2 separate regions of the Homo sapiens genome follow, and region 2 is linked to region 1. A link is a loop called in an ENCODE intact Hi-C map of the cell type or tissue named here. Cell type or tissue: PC-9. All regions are shown on one strand. Links, peaks and the distances in the headings refer to the core of each region. The heading gives the core; the rest is flanking DNA.

The links. Peaks named below come from ENCODE experiments on the same cell type or tissue, not always from the same donor. Only the 100,000 strongest peaks of a DNase experiment are listed, where the experiment ranks them.
Region 2: it touches region 1 in a loop (8-fold over the local background); 3 of 110 quality-filtered maps call a loop at or near these places.

Annotation. Positions count from the first base shown.
Region 1 is chr1:89,779,640-89,782,450 of GRCh38, forward strand. The region is part of intron 1 of LOC107985744 (a long non-coding RNA gene); the gene reads left to right. Among named protein-coding and RNA genes, the nearest start is that of LRRC8D, 40 kb to the right of the region's middle. In PC-9, for the core only: CTCF peaks have their summits at 1,210 (motif pointing right) and 1,417; a DNase peak (open chromatin) is centred at 1,222.
Region 2 is chr1:89,841,850-89,844,660 of GRCh38, forward strand. It overlaps LRRC8D (leucine rich repeat containing 8 VRAC subunit D), which reads left to right. Exons shown (of 3, transcript NM_001134479.2): 2 at 1,789-1,933. Among named protein-coding and RNA genes, the nearest start is that of LRRC8D-DT, 21 kb to the left of the region's middle. RefSeq lists silencers at 721-1,015, 1,539-1,758. In PC-9, for the core only: CTCF peaks have their summits at 1,579 (motif pointing right) and 1,778; DNase peaks (open chromatin) are centred at 1,362 and 1,812; H3K4me3 peaks cover 2,010 bases; H3K27ac peaks cover 2,455 bases.

The sequences.
Region 1 (2,811 bases), core at 211-2,710:
TCTGGACAAGATTATCACACCCTAGAAGATTAGACTAATATTCAAAATTAAATTTATAAAATGGCCCACCAAAAATAGGATGAAAAACAGTAAAGATGGGGGCGGGCGGTTGCATGTTTGGTTCAATTCATCTTGGGTCCTGAGACAAGATGGAAAATGAATCACTAAGTAAAAGTGCAGTAGAAAAAGCACTAAGACTTTCCAAATGGAAAAACATACTTGAGCAACGTGTGCTATTTCAAAAGTTTTCAAGATACTGTAATAAGTTAACAAAAGTATGACAAAGAAAAATGTATAGTATTCAAGAGCCAAAAGTTATACTCTATAAGCATATATATCATGTTTTCCTCACTGAGTAGAAGGATATTTTCTTCTTTAAGAAGCATTAATTTTTCTTTTTTTTTTTTGAGACAGAGTCTCACTCTGTCACCAGGCTAGAGTGCAATGGCGCAATCTCAGCTCACTGCAACCTCCGCCTCCTGGGTTCAAGCAATTCTCCTGTCTCAGCCTCCCGAGTAGCTGGAACTACAGGCATGCGCCACCACGCCCAGCTAATTTTTGTATTTTTAGTAGAGACAGTGTTTCACTATGTTGGCCAGGATGGTCATGATCTCTTGACCTCGTGATCCGCCCACCTCAGCCTCCCAAAGTTCTGGATTACAGGCGTGAGCCACCGCGCCCAGCCAAAGCATTAATTTTTAAAGGCATTAGAAATTCAACTTTCATTAAGCAAGCAGTATGCAATAGATGTGGAAGTCCTCAGGCACTATGCTATGATTTGAATACTATCTAAATTTCAGGAAAGAGCCCCCATCCCATATCTTTAAAGTGAATTATTTAAAAATTGGAAATTAACCTTTTTTAACAAAAGATTACAGGAATAACTGTATACATATTTTCACATATGTAATTTCCAGTGTCATTATAAAGGGATCTGAATAGGTGCTAACATCAACAATAGGGATCAAAAAAGAGCTGAGCTTCAGTGCCACGACGACATTCCAATGTGTTGTCTGTTTTTGAATTGAACAAGCAGTAAAGGTTATAAAGTGTCTATCTATTTCAAAAAGATCATGAGAAACAGGACTGACCCCGCCTGTCCCTGACAGCTTATGCATTATATGGTTTTTCATTCCAGCATTCAATGATTTCAAGTGTCTCACACACAGAGTTGATTATTCATAGTGCTCATACAACCAACAGATGGCAGAATTGGCCATGTTGTTATTCTATGATGACTACAAATCTAGATCTATATCAAGCAGGATAGTTTTTTTTTTTTTTTAGACAAGATCTCACTCTGTCACTTAGGCTGGAGTGCAGTGGCGCCATCATGCCTCACTGCAGATTTGACCTCCTGGGCTCAAGCAATCCTCCCACCTCAGCCTCCTGAACACATGCCACCACACCCAGCTAATTTTTTTAATTTTTTTGTAGAGATGAGGTCTCACTATGCTGCCCAGGCTTGTCTTTAACTCCTAGCCTAAGTAATCCTTTCATTTTGACTTCCCAGAATGCTGGAATTATAGGCATGAGCCACCTTGTCAGGCCAGATTTTTTTCTTAAAATTGTTGTGGCCGAGTGCAGTGGTACATGCCTATTGTTCTAGCTATTCAGGAGGCTAAGGTGGGAGAATCACATGAGTCCAGGTGTTTGAGGCCAGCCTGGGCAATATGGCAAGACCTCGACTCTAAAAATGTATAATAATAATAAAGATGGTTGCGTATCCCCCTAGGAATCAGAATGTCTTACACATACACATCCATATACTCTTGCTCTTTCCAATTTTAAAGTATGTTTCTGGGCTTTTTTCCCTAAAACATACCAAAAGAAAGGATCTCACCTTCAACTATTACTGCATGGTAACAGCACAGTCAGTTCAAGAAAAGACAGAGCTCATGAGCTGTTTTTTTTTTTTTTCTTTTCTCACAACACATCTGGCACCAAATGAGATTTTTCCTCCCACCAACCAATTCTCCAACTCTCCAGACAACAACTGGCTGTTGTACAATTCAATTCAATTCTGACACTAACTGCCAGAGTTGGTGTCAGATGCTAAAAGTGAAAGGGCTCAGTTCCACAAAACTGTCTCCACATCAGACTTCAGATGCCAATCACAAGTCCAGGACATCTGGGCTTCTGACCCACCAGCTACAGATCAGGGGTTCCCACAACCCCCTCCTAGAACAGCTCACAGAACTTAGTTAAACACTTTACATATTAGTACCAGTTTATTATAAACTCAGAAACAGCCAAACTCAGAAACAGCCAAATGGAAAAGACGCACAAGTCGAGGTGTGGGGGTGGTGCGTGGAGTTTCCTCTGGCACCCTCCCAGCACCTTGATGTGGTCACCAAGTATTTAGGGGGTTTTATGGAGGTTTCATCATGTCGGCATGATTGATTATTAACTGAAGCCCTAGCTTCTCTCCCTTGGAGGATGGGACTGAATTTTCCAAGTTTCTCATCAAGACTGGGTCTTCCTGGCAACCAACCTCAATCCCAAAGTTATAAAGGAGCCCAGCAAGAGTTGCCTCATTAGAACAAAGATGCTCTTATCACTCAGAGAATTACTAGAGCTTTAGGAGCTCTATGCCAGGAACCAGAAACAAATACATATTTCTCTGGGTTCTTTCTTTATACATATCTCATTTTAAAAAGGCAGCTCTTCCAATAAAGAAAAGTTCAGAATCAGCATAAACTATCATCAGCCTTTCTGTTGCAGTATAACTGCTGGACTTTCCTCATTTCCCAAAGTGACCCTAAAATCAATCAGACCTGACCTGGGGCCAGATCAGACTTCCCTGAGCTC
Region 2 (2,811 bases), core at 268-2,767, 62 kb after region 1:
TAGCAGGATCATTCAGAGATGAAGGGATGGATCACAGGATGGTTGCTGTGCTGGACTTTCTCCCTAGAATTCATGATCATTGGCCAGGAGTGGTGGTTTACGCCTGTAATCCCAGCACTTTGGGAGGCTGAGGCGGGTGGATCATGAGGTCAGGAGATCGAGATCATCCTGGCCAACATTGTGAAACCTCATCTGTACTAAAAATACAAAAAAATTAGCTGGGCATGGTGGCGTGTGCCTGTAGTTTAAGCTTCTCGGGAGGCTGAGGCAGGAGAATCGTTTGAACCCGAGAGGCGGAGGTTGCAGTGAGCCGAGATCACGCCACTGCACTCCAGCCTGGGCGACAGAGCGAGACTCTGTCTCAGAAAAAAAAAAAAAAAAAAGAATTTGTGATCATTGTAGGAATTCGCAGTGTAGGGGAAATGGTACAGATTTTATAATCAGGAAAGACCTGTATTCAGTTCTCCATTTGACCACTTTCTGCCAGAGCCATGGGAACAGTTTTTTAATTTCTCTGACCCTGTTTCCTCACTTGGGAATATGACTTTTGCAGATCTGTTGGAAAATATTAAGGCCAAGAGGGATTTAAAATGAGATGTTGTCTAGCACTGAGTAGGAGCTTAATATCTATCCGTTCCTTTCTGCTTCAGTCAAAACTGAGCTTCATATGTAGAATGATTATTGTTTGTATTACATTCTCCATTTTGAGTATGGAACCATGAATGCCAACAGCTTGATAATAAAAGGAGCCGTTTGTCAAGAGACAGTCCTGTAAGCGCTTTTTAACCTGGTAGACTGTGCATGTAAGGGCAGGCAGGTTACAAATGCGAATCCCCATAGCCAGCACACTCTACATACAGCAGATTCTTAAGCCATCTGTGTACTCTTTTTAACACTGTACTGAAGTCCACTTAAGTCAGAGTTCAACAAAATGAATGAATGTAATCCCAGGACTATGGAACTTCTCTGTGATTACATAGCACAGAGAACTACGGAATCATTTTCTGGAAGAATGCACCATGCGATTATGCTCCATGTGGAATTGGTATATATAAATGTTGGTAGACTGTGAGGATGAGGTTGACAGGTTGATCTGAGTAGAGACCCTAGGAGGAACCGAGGATACTATGTAGTTTTGTTGTTGTTACTGTTTTGCAGTTCCTGGCTGCTCTGTGTTGGCAGCTGTGTGCACGCTTTCTCTTTTGAGCCAGCGAGGCACAAGACAAGTAATTTCCCATCTTGAATCTCTCACAGCTGCTGAGCTGTAGTGGATATACTGGGATGTGGCTATGAACTTTAAAAATTTGCATAAATCCAGCCCCTACTCCCCTGCAAAGGCTCAGTCTTGTCTTTACACCTTCCCCGAGGTAATTATTTTCTGGGGGGTAGGGGTGGGGGTTGGGAGGGTGAAGAAAGGAAGAAAAAGAAGGCCGATCACACTGGGCACCGGCGGAGGAAGCGTGGAGTCCATTGATCTAGGTACTTGTGGGGAGGGGAGAACCCGAGCAGCAGCTGCAAACGGAAGGGCTGTGAGCGAGCGGGCGGGCGGGTGGCTGGCAGCGAGGCCACCAGCAGGGGGGGCCCGGGCCGAGGCCGCGCCACCTCGGCACCACGCGGGCAGCCGGTGCGGCGGGGTCGCCACGGCCAGGGGAGCGCTGGGTGCCCACCATGGCAGTTATGCAAGCGGTGACCCCCTGGTCTTGCCTCCCCGCCGCCCTGCACTCCTTCCTCCCCGCTGCCGACACTTGGATCTCTCTAGCTCTTTCTCTCCCCTGTGTTTTCAAACAGGAAGTGCACGGCTGTCTATAACGTGCTGCCGGGTCTCAGGATGGAGGAGTGAAGTCTCCTGTCGCCGTGGTTCCAGCCTCCGGAGCTCGCCCAAGCCGCGTCCCCAGAGAGCGCCCTGAGAGAACAGGGTGGCCGCTTGGTCCAGGTGCGCGGGGTCGGGTCTGGGTCCAGGGAGCGGGTCGGGAAGTCTGCGGCACGGAGCACTGCTAGTGTCGGATCTGCATCTCCAGCTCTGTGCTGCAGCTTCACTTGCCCGCCCCCCACCACTGGCTTCTCACCCGGGGTCTCTGCCAAACTCTGGCTGCTGCCGCCCTGGGTTCGGGCCGGCGGAAGGCCCTGGGCGTGCGCTGCGGAGCCGCCTGCGAGGACTCCACTAGGGCGCTTTCCAGGCTGGACTGCCCCGGGCTGCGCTGGAGCTGCCAGTGCTCGGGGAGTCTTCCTGGAGTCCCCAGCTGCCCTCTCCACCCTCTCCTCCAGCTGCTGCTGCCTGAAGCAGCAGCTCTTTGTTCCTCCCTTACTGGTCTGGGGTCATACACATAAATGTCCTGGGAGGCAGGGTGGTGGGAGGGTAAGGGGTTGGGACGTAGGGAAGAGGAAGAAGATGAGTTGTGGGTGAAGTGTAAGGTGGACAGGAGAAAAGAATCTTAGTGTCCATGCTCAGAAATCAGCTCTTCAGCTGCTGAAACAGAGGACCCCGGTTCCTTGGTTTCTGTTTTGGGAAAGCCAGGCCATGCCAAACAGAGGGAATTAATGATGCAGGCACACACCGGAAAGGTAGGGACCAGGAATGAGGCACAGCAGCGAGTTCTGAGATGTTTAGTCTGGTGTCTGGCTTGTTAACTCCACTGTGGTTTCTGAGCCAGGCCTCCTCGCTGAGACAGAAGGTACTTTAACATATGAGCCAGGCATCTTTATTAATTCCATTTGTCATCAAAGTAAAATTGAGAGTGACTTTTCTCAAATTCACCAGGTAGATTATACTTTCACTTCCACATCGTGTTCCATCTCAAATGTTCATAGGAG